Regions from separate parts of the Homo sapiens genome. Here region 2 is linked to region 1. A link is a contact called in ENCODE Hi-C or POLR2A ChIA-PET data. All regions are on one chromosome and are shown on one strand. The core of a region is the stretch at or near the end of the contact, and the rest is flanking DNA. Distances in the headings are between cores, read along the strand shown. Region 1 holds the start of ARK2C (arkadia (RNF111) C-terminal like ring finger ubiquitin ligase 2C). Region 2 overlaps ARK2C (arkadia (RNF111) C-terminal like ring finger ubiquitin ligase 2C).

Region 1 (6,625 bases), core at 2,935-5,434:
TGTAACATGTCACCCCCAGCATGATTTATAAGGACAGTAAATCAATGAGACAGCAAACAGAAAAGTTAAAACACAACTCAAAATGGGTTTTTAGGCGAGTCTGAAATGCTACAAGATTGCTAGTTAAGAACAGTATCCCTTTTCTCAACCTAAGTGTTATATCCCCTTCTCTTCACCAGCATCATAAACCCAGTGCCCATGTATCTTGAAAACTAAGATGAAATGTGGAAGCTACTGAGTACACAGGCGGCCAAAGGTAGGGGTTCTCTCTAGGCAGGTGAACTGTTTCAGTGTAACAGGACAACTGGCCCCTCCTATCGCTCCAGACATCTATTGTGAAAAGATATGGACTAAATGAGATTAAAGTCACCATATCTGTACCACAAAAAAAAAAAAGTAAAGTAAAAAGAAAAGGCATTCACTCAAATCTTACAATGGGAGGTGGGAGTGGTGGGTGGGTGAGGGTGGGGATAGAAAAGCAAGGGGGGAAAATCTAAACAGCAGGATACGACAATAAATGGGAAAACAGCAAGAGAAAAAGCACACTAGGTTAATATAGGAAAACTAGTTCTTTATTGAGAGATTGTATATTAGTATTAGTGGATTCTGTGTGTAACAATGTCGTCATGCACACGATACAAAAAAAAAGGCTGGGCCCACCATGCTTCGGAAGGGCAACAGAACAAAAGCAGCGTACAATGAGCAGATGGCCCGGGCTACACGACCACAGTACGTTTCAGCAGGGTAACATCTCTAACCGAGCGCTGTACATTGTCAACTGGGGGATGTAAAAAAATACAGATCATGCTTTAGTTTTAGTACAAGAAAAGGTGAAAAAGATACACAACCAAAAGGATATTTGATACAGAAAAAATTACCCACAAAATAAGAACAGGAAGTAATTCAGCACAGCAGAACACGCTACCCCTGTTTAATGGAAAACCATTTTGCTGGGATTCTTTTTTCTTTTCTTTTCTTTTTTCTCTTTCTTTTCAGATTGCCAAATGGCAGTCTGGGGAGGCTATTTGGGACTTTATTTTGGAAGGGCCCTCAAAGTAGGGGCCTTATTCTTTTATTATTGCTGCTGTTTTGTTTCAGTTTTCAAGCAGGTCTGGCTGGCGAGCAGCAGAAGGGAGCCGGCTGTTAAAGGGGCAGCTCTGAGGGCCAGGGCGGATGTCCAAAGATGCTCTTGACATTGTACAATTAAACAATTAAGACGCTATGGCCATGGCTCCCACTTAAGCCAGGGACCTTGGTGCACCAAGTTTTCAGAGGCTATGGGATAGCAGCAACTGTCATTTCATCAAAGATTTTTTTAATACATATGTTTAACATTTTTTGCCTCCAACTAAGTGCAATCTTCAGTTATGCCTGGGTGCTGCCAAGAAGCTAACTGATAGTCACCCAGATAACTGAAAAATGAAGTGCTGCAGCCTCTAAGCCAAGGCAAAAGGAATCCACTTAACAGGGATTTACAGTGCAATGTACTCGGCTAAACAAGATGAAGATACAAAAATGGTTATTTCTCTACATCTATTCTGAAATGGCCTACATCCTACACTACTACAATGGAAACTAAAAAGAACAGATTTAAGCTGGCAAACTCTCTAATAGTTTTACAAGAAGATTGTGGTTTAGGACCTTGTTGAGTTAAGCATTAGTATCCTCTATCGGAAGGTCATGAACTCTTATCACATTCTGCGAAATTTTACCCACAGACCAACTCACCCCTCAGCCCTTGAATTTCCTGTGGGCATGTTTGCCGTGAAAGTAAACTTTAACTGATGGGCAGAATTTGTGTTGTTGGATTTTTTTTTGTTGGGGGGGGTGAGGGAGAAGGTAGTATTAAAAATAAAATTTAAAGGCAGCTGAGCAATTTGAATTTCAAAACATGGAATCAGCATCCTGCAATGGTATTTAGAGATTGGTGGTATTAATGAGGATGGTAATGATTTAATCAGGATAATTATACTTTCAGGCTCAACATCCTTCTTAATCATTTTTGAATTTCTGCCTAGTGTAATGTTCCACACCCGTTTTAAGAGGAAATGCCAAGTAATAAGAGATAATTGTGTATTGAGAGAGGGGGTGGCATTTCAAGGAGATCGCATCCAGCCCCCCTCTTTCTTCCTCACACACCCACTCCCCCTCACCCCCATGGCTAGGCTGGCCTGAGATAGGGGATACTGCCGCTTAAATAGCAATGCCTTCCTCAGATGGAGACAGGAAATGGTTAAGAGGGTGTCACAATACAGCTAAATGCGGAGGCAGAAGGGTCACAGCGCACACAGCAGCGAGTTGACCATTCACTGAGCTACACAATGAAGAAAAAAAAAGATTTGATAAATGCAGAATGTCATCATTCTATCATCACACAAAAAACTGCGGTTCAAACAGGCCTAAGGGGGCCAAGCTTGCCTTTTAGGTTCTGGGGAGAGGCGCGGGGCTGGGGACAGCTGGGCTGGATAAAATAGGGCTGGGCTTTCCTTTTCTTGCCCAATCGGGCCCCTGGGGCGCACTAAAGCGCTGGCCCTGCGACCCCACCCCCCACCCCGACTTGGTAGAGGAGCCCTGGTCGGCCAAGGGAAGACATCATTCTGTGTATGAGGGAGTGGGGAGAGGGGGAGGAGGGCCTGAGCCAGCAGGGATTTAAGCAGACGTGGAGTGGGAGAGGATAGAAGAAACATTTCCAAGACGAGAAATGTGAGTCCAGAGGCAGAATACAAAAAAGAAAAAAAATGAATCTAAATGCATCTCGGATTTGCTTGGGAGGTGGGAATTTTTTATTAAAAGAAAATGAAAGAAATGTGGAGTGGAGGTGGGGAGAAGAGGGGAAAATCAAGCTATTGTTGTAGCAGAATGTGAGGGAGAGGGGATGTGGGGAAAGGGGACCGTGCAAACACACCCCATTTATCACAGTTAAAAACAAAGCCCGCGCCGGCCCGCTGCTTTGTCAACCGCTGCCCGGGGCAAAGGCCTGGCGTGGGGGCAGCTTCCCACCTCATCCTCACACACAGCACAACACCCAAGGGCCGGACGCCCCGCTCCAGCCGGACCCAAGGAGGGCACAGCAGCGCAGGTCTGACTCTCCGAGGCGCGCGCGCACACTCGCACACATGCACACACACATACAGACACACACACACACACACACACGCGCCCAAGCATCTTGAACCCGTGTATGCAACTGTCATACAAAGACAGTTGCGGGGGGCGGGGTGAGCAGGGCAATAGCACAAGGGCGATGCACAAAAAGGGTTAAAGACGAAAAAAGGATGGGATGGAAAATCGTGCAAGTGCCCACGAGAGGGTGGGGGCTGGGGCATGGGATAGGGCAGAGACCCAGGTCCCAGCTAGCCAGCCATCGGTACTAATGAACAAAAAATGAATACAAAACACACATAACACAAAACACACATATACCTCAAAAAAAGCAAACCACAGAAAACCAAGCATGCTCTCGCGCGCGCGCTCTCTCTCTCTCTCACACACACACACACACACACACACACACACACACACACACACACGGTCATGTATCTTTCTCCTTTCGATCATACAGGGCTAGGTATTAGGGGAAGGGGCTGTGATTTGGGGGAACCACGTCCGCCGCAAAAAATAAAAAATGGGGCTGGGGAGGAAGGGACCCAAATTCGCCAAACCCTAACTTCACTACAAAAGCTCCCACGAGGGCGGCCGCCCCCACCCTCGGGGGTCCCCCTAAAATGGGGTGGGGGGAAGCCACCGCTCGCCCTGCGTCCTCGCGGGTGTGCCCTGAGCCCCCGGCCGCCCGCGGCGCCCGCCCCCGCCCCGGTGCCTGCGGCGATCCACGCTCCGAAGCAGACCCCGAAAGGAAAAAGCGATACCTCTGTTTCGCACAGAGCCAAACACTGGAAGCACGAGATAGCCGACGTGGACCAGGACCATCCTGGCTCCTCGCGCGGCGGCGGCGGCGGCGGCTGCGCGCGGGCCCTTTGTGGCGCGGCTCCGGGGCGCGGGCGCGGGCGGCGGCGGGGCTGCGGGAGCCGCCGGGGCGGGAGGCGGAGCGCGGGGCGCGGGCGGCGGTGGGGCGGCGGCTGGCGGGGAGACAGATGGCCCATGGAAAGGCTCCCTTCCCGGCCCCTCTCGACATTCAAAGGCGCTGGGGCCGCAGCTGCCGCCACACAAAGGCGCGCGCAGCCAATGGGAGCGGAGCGCAGCGCGGCGCGGCCTCGCCGGAACCGCGGGGGACAGCGGGGACCGCGGGCGCGCGGGTGGCGGAGGGAGGGAGGGGTGACGGCTGGAAGGGGGCCGGCGGCCAATCGCTGCGGCCCGCTGCGGGGCGCGAGGGAGGGGTCAGCCCCACGGGAAGCGTGGAGCCCAGCGCGGGTCCCTGGCCGCCCGCGGGCCGGAGAGGGCGCGCGTGAAGCGCCCCTGCACAGACATGGGCGGCGTGAACACGGAACGTGCACACATGGAGAGGGACGTGCACTCAGACATGTGGAGGTGCGTTCCTTAGTGCAGAGAGACGGGCACGAGCGCCCTTAGTGCACACGACCCTGAGGTCCCTGCACACCGCGCACGGGTCACTCGGGGACGTGCGCTCGGAGGCTGGCGCACGTGTAGAGCCTGACTGCGGGCACAAGGGAAGCTGGAATGCGAACAAGCAGCCGCAAACAGGACCCAGGCACTGTCACACAGACATGCACACACCAAACGCCTTGTTAACGCAGGACGCGTGCCAAGAACGCATTCTCAGAGACACACAGAGGGAACACACGATGCAGACACAGGTAAGACACGCACACTCCCCAGGCTCTCTGCCTGGCGCACCGCGTCGTTGCTCTTGGAGAGCACAAAGCTCACAATAATTATTTGCTGAATTGAAATTCACTCATTCACTGAGGTCTTTGCCAACAGTCTACACAGAGACACACTGCCCAGAAAACCCAGGGCCACTCATCTACCTTTTGCCCTGATCTGAGACAGGTACACCCAGCCATGTGCACAGACACGCCCACTTCCACAGCCAGCAGGCGGATATGTAACATCAGGCTCTGAGGCTCCTGCAAATTCACACGTGGAGGCGCAGCCACCGTGTCACATGTGCCCTGTGACAGTCCAGCTGGGGACAAGCAAGACCCAATCAAAGAGCCTTCACCGCAAGCTTTGTTGCCAGGAGGACGACTGAGGCGGTGTTCTTGCATGCTCAGCTGACCTTCTGTGAAAACTCCCAAGGCAACCCTACGCCTACAATCAGGCTCACAGTTCACACACTAAGGCCAGAGAATGCTTCAGGGGCCCACCCACGGGCAGAAAGACAGAGGACATTCCCTACATTGGGACTTGTCTTCAAAGCCCAGTGGTTTCTTTCTTTAATGAGTCTGATAAATAGGAGATGGTAAAAATCACAGTATGTGGAGCTGGAAAGAATCTAATCCAACCCCAACCTGCCCTCACCTTGGAAAAGGAGGGTCATTCATTTAATCCATGCTGTGTTGAGCAAGGGCATAGGGAGGTGATCCCGATCTGCCCAAGATCCCAATTCTTGGAGGCCAGAGAGGGCCTCAGAGATGCCAACGGGCAATCACCATAGAGCTTGTTCCATGCAGAAATGGGCAGCACGGGAAGCTGGGCAAACGGGGAGCCTTGGAGGGGCACCCAGCCCAGTGGGTGGCAAGGGGAGGAGTTGAGGCTGACTCCGGGAAAGTGACTTCTAAGGCTTTTGAGACTTGAAGAATAAAGAATGGGAGAAGTGAGGTAAGACAATGGACAAGACAGCAAAGGGAAAACCACAGCCTGGCTTTACCCAGACAGCTACCATATTCCCAGTGGCAAGGGCAGAACCCAGGGTTCACCATTCTCTCTCCCATAAGCCCGTGGATCTCTCAGGCCTGAGCTCTCTTTCCCACCCTAAACTCTGGCTGCCCCCAGAGAACTCAGGGATGAAGACGGCCAGAGGCAAGTCTCCCAATAGCAGTCCAAGTCTCACCCTAGGCAATTTTTTTCAACCCACTTCTACCACCAGCTCTTTCCTTTTTTCATTATCTGATAAATAAACACAATGCCACTACTAATTGAAATCTGAAAAAAATGAAAGGATTTTAACAAACACCTAACTACTAGAAGTTTTTCCTGTTCTATTTCAGGCTTGGACAGTATGCATATATATCAGAATTGTCATCATAATCTACATATTTTTCATCCTGCTTTTTAAACTTAACATTTTATCAGAAACATTTTCCTGTCCTTTTACGTAGCCATTGTAATTATCATTTCAAATGCTTTTATATATTCCAACTAGTGAACGTATCATGATACTACTTAATCATACCTTATTCTAGGGCATTTAATTTGCTCCCAGTGTTCCATTATTACAGATCATACAATAAACTTCATGCATATGGCATCTCATTTTGGTCGAACTATAAACGTAGAATAAACTTCTAGGATTGACATTCATGGATTGACAAATACGGAAAACTATGGCTCTTGCCACAAATTGCTTTATAAAAAGATAAAACTCATTGTCAGTACTATCAGCAGTATGTATATGGTATGCCAGTTTCTCTGTGCAACCTTGCTAGTTTTGGATGGGCATTCTTTTTTAAAAATCTTACTTTGTACCAGAACAGCTTGCAAAAGC
Region 2 (6,843 bases), core at 4,195-6,694, 85 kb before region 1:
AAAAGCCCACACAAGCAGCAAAGAAAGCCAGCCTTTTGAAAAGCAGGTCTCTGCCCACAGAGGCCAGTGAGGAAGGCATCACTACCAAGAAGTCTTCAAAGCCAGGCAGAGTCACCCGGTGTAAGGTCTCTGTCCCAAAGGCCAGGGCACTTCCCCTCACAGTCAGACCTGGACAGCCCCATGGACTTCTCCAGGCCCTAGTTTCCTGGACTTGTGACCTGCAGTGATGCTGCTGATCCCACACACCTGCTGAAATCTCTTTGCTGGCAGGGGCCTCAAATAGCTTCTGACCAGGCCTCTCATCTTATTCACGGGGAGGCTAAGTAGAAAGTAGAAAGCGCCAGGAAGATGTTTGTGTTCAGTGTTGTACCGCCGCCAGGGTCCTAGAGCTGGACAGAGCAGACCTGAGATGGGCACATCAGAGCTGTGATGTGACACCCAGCATTTGAAGTGGGCTGGAACCAGGGAGAAACAAGGACCAGCGCTGACCTTCGAAATCCCTCTTCCAAATAAATGGCTGCCACGTTAACTTTCCTAAAGCACAGTTCTAAGCATTCCATTCCCTGCCCAAATCCCCCTCCCAGCCTTGCTCTCTCTCACTGCTGTATCTGACCTTCCTCATCTCTCCCAGACCCCCAGGGGCCTTGCCTGCCTCTGGGCCCTCGACAGCCATTCTCTGCCCTCTGGCACTGCCACCCTGCTTTGCCAGACCATTGCATCCTGTCCAACCCTGACTACCCTGGGCAGATGTTAACTCCCTTGGGAGCCCTCCAAGACCTTCCCAGGTGGATGAAATTCTCCTCTCCATCTGATTTGTGGCATTTAGGCCATTATACTTGGCATTTTGTTTGTGTATGAATTTTATCTCCAATAAAGTTGCGAAGTGAGTGTTTTCGGAGGAGGTACCATGCAGTAAATGCCCTTTGTTCTTAGAAGGGAATATTCTTAGAGATATTCTGAGACAGGAGGATAATGAGATACTGGATAAAAGAGGAAAAGAAAGAGGGAAGGACATGGAGAGAGGACAGTGAAGAAGGAGGAACGAGGGAAAGGAGGAAGAAAGAGTTCTTTATTTTAGAACAGGTAAGGATGAAGTTATTAGCTAGTAAAGAAGCATAGTTCTTCATGGAATCCTCCAATATCCTAGCTAAATGAAGTGCAGAGATCACACAGCCTTCATTCTACAGATGAAGATCTGGAGGCCAGGAAATCTGGGGTGGCATGTCTGAGGGCTCTAGAGTAGTCATGGCCAAGTTGGGGCTGGCATCCAGGCCTCCTGAGTCCCAGTGCTGCAGTGTGATCCCCCTGCTCTGCCACATCAGTGTCACGGCCTTCCAGCACATGGGTCCTCATACAACCATACACGTCTCCACGTGGTATGCCCAGAGAGGAACCCACCTGCCTGGTGGCTTGCCGAATGGAAATAACATGCCATGGTCCTGGTGGTACCACCTCTTCTCCCCATCCCTCTCTCTCTCCTGAGTTCCCCTAGGAGTAAGCCTGTTCCTGCCTATGACAGTAACCAAGAAACAAAGCACTAGCTCCTGGCCTCCATGGGGAATAGGCTTGAATCTCTTCTTTGGGAGATGCTGAGGAATGGCTGAGGTGAGCACAACTGCTCAGGCACAGTGCAGTTTGCCTTGGCCAATAGCCCCAGGCCTCCTCCCTAGACTAAGGAAATGCCAAGGACAAGCCCTGCCTCTGTAGAGCAGGCCAAATGTTTCCAGGCCCTTGGGTGCTTCTGTAGCAAGACAAATCCCAGGGCCTTTGGACATCCCCCAAAGGAAAGGCTTTAGGGCTTGCATTTCACAGGGTTTAACTGATGGAAAGGTTGAAGGAAACTCCTGGGTACTGGAACTGATTTTGGGAAACTCATATTAAAATGGACATTGATAAACTGGACTCTGATGATGGACAGCAGGGTTGTGAAGGGACTTGAGTAATCTGACACTAGGAACAGTTGGAGAATCTGGGCATGAGCAGGGAAGAGGAAACTCTGGGTCAGGTAATAGCTGCAGTCAAAGGCTAAAGGTCTTTCCAGTAGGCGGATTTGAGTCAACATAAGGAAGACATTTCTCAGAATTTATTTTGTCTCCCAAAGTTCCTTATCACTGCAGATGTCCATGCAGAGGCCCACTAACTGCTCAGAAGAGGAGTGTGAACACCAGCAAAGGGCGGGGGTGTGACCTGGAGTACTTCCAGGGCCCTTTTTGGCCCACCAGGAGATGATGCAAATTCCCTGCAACATCTACCCTCCTTTTGGCCTGATCATAGTTAAAGTTGCCAAACTGGACAGTCACCATCTGTGAAGGCACAGAGAGCTGGACCTCGGTCGGGGGGAAGAAGCATGGCAGTAAGGAGAGAGCAAGTCTTGGGTCCTCAGGGAGCAAGCCGGTGGGGCTGCGCCCAGGTGGAGGGAGATGTAGTCCAGAGGAGGCCCATGTCCAAAGACAGACTTCACGTTCTACTCAACATGGCCCCCAGGGAGCCTCCTCTCCCCTCTGCATGGATACAGCTCAGAATCTTGTTTCCTGTATCTTCTGAGTCTCTCAATGGCCCACACTGACTTTTCTAGCCTGGGAGAAATTCGGATTTCATGCAACTAGGTAATGCACCCTTTGTGAGTCATTCAGAGGCAGGGTGCTTGGGAAAGTGATACAGGAAAAATGAGGGTGTGGGGAAATTGTGGGGAACCTTGAACGGCAGAACTGAGAGTCTGGGGTACACTACATAAGCTAACTACTTGACTACACACCAGATAAATCAGAGATGAAGAAAACGAAAGTGGGCCATCTGCCCAGAACCCAGCTTCAAAGGCCATTCTTTCCGGGTTCCTTATGTACTCCAGGTGTATCAGTTTAACCTCTTTTGCTCCAGTCTCATCAACCCCAAGAGGCCTATTGCTTGGCTTAGCCCCCAGGGCTGCCATGGGTCTGCTTTCCTCCCTCTCTATCTATTGGTTCCCAGTCCAATGGAGTATGCCAAGGGCCTAGAAAGAAAGTGATATGCCCAAAGGGATCCTTTACAGCCAAGAGCAGCTTTGTGATGCTTCCCCAGGGCCAGGCTTTGATCTCTAATGAAAAGCTCAGCTTCTTCCAAGGAACTGAATTCCTGCTCTCAAAACACTGATGGGAGGGGACTTTGCATCCTAAGGAACCCTACTTGCCCATGGGTATGAGACAATTAAGCAGCAAGCTTCCAACAAGCAGCAAAGGGCCAGTATTTAGCTCCAGTTGCCATCATGGACCAGGAGTAAGGGAAAGAAGCCTAGAAGATTTGGTTAGAGACAGGATACAATTACAGAAGAAAACCTCTGTGCATAATGGGACAATATTCTGGGCATGATCCATCCAAGAAGATACTTTCCCCATCTAAACCAACAAAGTGTATGGACACATTCCTGCCACAATCCTAACAAGGCATTTTGTGGAAGGCATATGTGGTCAGAAGACTGTACACTCCATGAAGGCAGAGCCTAGGTCTGTCTCATTCACCTTTACCCCTACTGCCTGGCACAGATCCTAATACACAGTAAGAACTCACTGAATGAATGAATGAATGAATGAATGAATGATCACGAACAGGTGAGCATGGAGGAAGCATCATCTTGCCAAAAACCTTGGTCATGTGCAAGCAGCTGCCTCTCAGCATTTTAAAACTGCATGGAATTTGATGGTGTCAGAGGGAGAAACAAAACTAAAGCAGATAAAGTGCAAGGTAGAAAGACTAGCTTTGAAGAATTACAGACAGAAAGACTGGGAATTCTTTGCAATGAGTATAGGGGCCCAGTTGCAGGTCCAGCATGAACTGAGGAGACCCAGGACGGAGGTGGTCAGTGTGCATCACAATCAACTAACAGAAGAAGAAGCAATTTCAGACCCAAAACAGAAGTCCTCATCCTGCCATTCCTGGCCAGGGAAGGAGGGGTCTGCACTGTGGATGGCATTGGGTGGCTTTTGCAAACCATGTAGAGTTCGTCTTAGGTCATGAGTTCAGATATTCTCCTACTATTATATTTTTAACAAAGACTCAAGTAAATTAAAAGCAGAAAAGCAAATCTCCAAACCCCAATAACTTTCTTTCTTTTTTTTTTTAAGATGGAGTCCTGCTCTTGTTGCCCAGGCTAGAGTACAATGATGCGATCTAGGCTCACTGCAACCTCCACCTCCTGGGTTCAAGCAATTCTCCTGCCTCAGCCTCCTGAGTAACTGGGATTACAGGCACACACCACCACACCTGGCTAATTTTTGTATTTTTAGTAGAGATGGGGTTTCACCATGTTGGCCAGGCTGGTCTCGAACTCCTGAACTCAGGTGATCCACCCTCCTCAGCCTCCCAAAGTGCTGAGATTACAGGCGTGAGCCACCGCATCTGGCCCAAACCCCAATAACTTTCAAGACATGCTAGGGTGGCTACCTGGACCACGTTAGCATTGTCTGGTGCCAAAAGGAGGGGACCCAGTTCAGAAAGCCACTTCGATGGGGCCCCTTCCTATTGAGGTGTGCAGAACACACAGTATGCTTACACAAGCCCGGCCCTGTGAATACGGTGGACAGGACAGAGAGTAGCTTTATTCCTCTGCCTCCCATTTCTCCTGGGAGAATTGTTTCGTCTGATGCCCCTTTCTCCTGTGCCCTCCTCTGTTCTGCCCCAAGCCTGGCTCCCGAAGCCATCCATTCTGATGTGTGATGATGGGGAAGAGTTTAGAAGAAGAGCTTGGACCATGGCTTTTCTCAGGAGTGGTTACGTTTTAAGGAGCTGGTGCTATGAAGTTCTAATGGTGGGATTTCAGACAGCAGCCGGTGAGTGGAGGCGCCATGGGAGTTGACCTCCACACGCCCCTGAAATCAGATCACATCAGTGAGTGGATATCTGCTTGCTTTCAGAGGGAGCCAGGGTCAGTAAAATTAGATTCCCAACCATCACTGCTCATGGGGCAGCCCTGTCTAGCACTCTGGGGTATTGGGGAGGGGAGGTGTGCATGAGAGAAAAAGAGACGGTGGACGTCAGTGGAAATACATGAGAAAGGAAGACAGGAAAGAAAGAAGGTTAGAGGAGAGCAGGGGAAGAGAGATAACAAAAGGATGCAAAGAGGAAGGGGGGAGGGAGGAGATGCCTGGGAAAGGCAGAGCTATAGGCTTCTTGGAGCTGCCAGATCCCATATGCCTAACAAGCAGCAGAGGCCTGTCCGTCTCCAGTTACCTCGAGGGGCTCCATCAGCCCCTTGGCTGCCCCTGCCTTGTGACTGCCCTGCCTCCCACCCCTGTTGGCCTTCCCCAGGTAGGCCTGGTCCAGCTGTGCGCTGCCCACTCCGCTCATTGCTTAATATCATGCAGTTATTTCAAGCCAGCAGCCCTTTGACCCGGTCACTCCAGCTAGACCCAAAAGGCCCCTCAGGCCGAGATTGTGCCTGCTCCCCTAGAGGAGAGTCCCGGCAGGCTCTCAGGGGAGTGACTTGGGTACCCACTTCCTGTCTCTGGACTTCAGCTTTCCAATCTGCAAAACAAGCATGTTGTGTCTTGCTTGCCCACCTAGCAGGGGGAATGCTATGAAGTTCCCCCACCTCCTCCCCCATTGAAAGTGTCTTACAAAGTATAGAGGCTTTTCACCCTCCCTGAGGTCTGGCCTAGGGCTGGCTACGGAGGATGGCTCAATGATTTCCTTGAACTGGACATATTCCCAAACTCTGAGAGCACCTGCACCTCCCAAGTCCCCCTCTTCCCATCAAGCTCCAGTGCCGTCTGTAGTAAAATACCAGGCAGGGGAGAGTAGCAAGGGCACCCAGCAACAGGCCACCCAAGGGCAGCCTGTCAACAGAAGCACCCTGGCTGACAGCCTACTTCTGGGGTGAACTCGGGGACATCAGAAAGACTCATGGTCCAGTAATAGCGTTCCCACTAGAGCCAAAAATTCTCCAGGAGGGAATCATTGCTTTGGATTAAGCATTGCTCTCTCTCTCACTTTTACTTTCAATGTGCAAATGCCCAAAAGAGGGCAACACATTAACTCGCTATTGTTTCCTAGTGTGGATGAACTTGCAAGATTTTCTGTCTGTCCAGAGAGAATGGAAAACCACGGAGGTGCTGAATGACTTGGCAAGACTGAGACAGAAAAACTAACTTTCTCCCCTTCACAGTCCTGCCCTCACAGCCCAGAGCATGGATATAGCCAGTTGATAGCTCTTTTCTGGGTCTGTAACTATCTTTCCACATAATTGTATTTGATTCAGAATTTGACTTATTCAATCATCAAATATTTATTGCATGCCTTCTACATGTGAGACATTGTTCTAGGTGCTAGGGAAGCAGCCGTGATGAAGCAGTTAAAAATCCTTGCCATTGTGGAACTGCAATCTAGTTCTGTCCTGTCCTGTATGGTTACCAAATGTGAAATATGGCTAGTTCAAATTCACATGTGCTGTCATATGTAAAACAGACACAAGACATCAGAGACTTAGTGCAAACAAAATAATGTAAAAAATTAGTAACTTTTAAAATTAATTAAATACTGATAATATTTTGGATGTAGTTAATTAAATAATGTATATTATTACAATTGATTTCCCATTTTCACCTTTTTTTTGGAGACAGTGTCTTGCCCTGTCACTCAGGCTGGAGTGCAATGGCATAATCATGGTTCACTGCAGCTTCTGTCTCCTGGGCTCAAGCGATCCTCCCATCTCAGCCTCCTAAGTAGCTGGGACTATGGGCATGTGCGACCACACAAAGCTAATTTTTTTATTTTTTATTTTTTGTAGAGATAGGGGTCTCACTATGTTGCCCAGGCTGGTCTCAACCTGCTGGCCTCAGGTGACCCTCCTGCCTTCAAGTGCTAAGATTATAG

The links. Hi-C counts contacts between places; a loop is a spot of excess contacts on that map. ChIA-PET counts read pairs that join two places held with the same protein, here RNA polymerase II (POLR2A). Pooled maps may share reads with other maps.
Region 2: a loop to region 1 is called in a map of thyroid gland, with 1.9 times the contacts of the local background. The contact joins the enhancer-like site here to the promoter of ARK2C in region 1. A Hi-C loop is called at or near these places in 26 of 168 maps with a recorded cell type or tissue (Right ventricle myocardium inferior, Right ventricle myocardium superior, cardiac septum and 11 more) and 16 of 50 pooled maps. POLR2A ChIA-PET finds 5 or more read pairs at or near these places in 1 of 52 experiments (HEK293T).

The regions. Positions count from the first base shown.
Region 1 is chr18:46,331,577-46,338,201 of GRCh38, reverse strand. It overlaps ARK2C (arkadia (RNF111) C-terminal like ring finger ubiquitin ligase 2C), which reads right to left and starts at 4,184. Exons shown (of 8, transcript NM_152470.3): 1 at 3,867-4,184. The coding sequence starts at 3,927. RefSeq lists enhancers at 4,131-4,741, 4,742-5,353.
Region 2 is chr18:46,418,097-46,424,939 of GRCh38, reverse strand. All of the region lies in intron 1 of ARK2C (arkadia (RNF111) C-terminal like ring finger ubiquitin ligase 2C), which reads right to left. Among named protein-coding and RNA genes, the nearest start is that of ARK2C, 88 kb to the right of the region's middle. RefSeq lists an enhancer at 1-174. Within about 2 kb of position 5,444, at least 10 of the 41 ENCODE cell types and tissues checked have a DNase peak (open chromatin) inside an H3K27ac peak, as active enhancers do; they include gastrocnemius medialis, heart right ventricle, prostate gland and 3 more, where a contact is called at or near this core.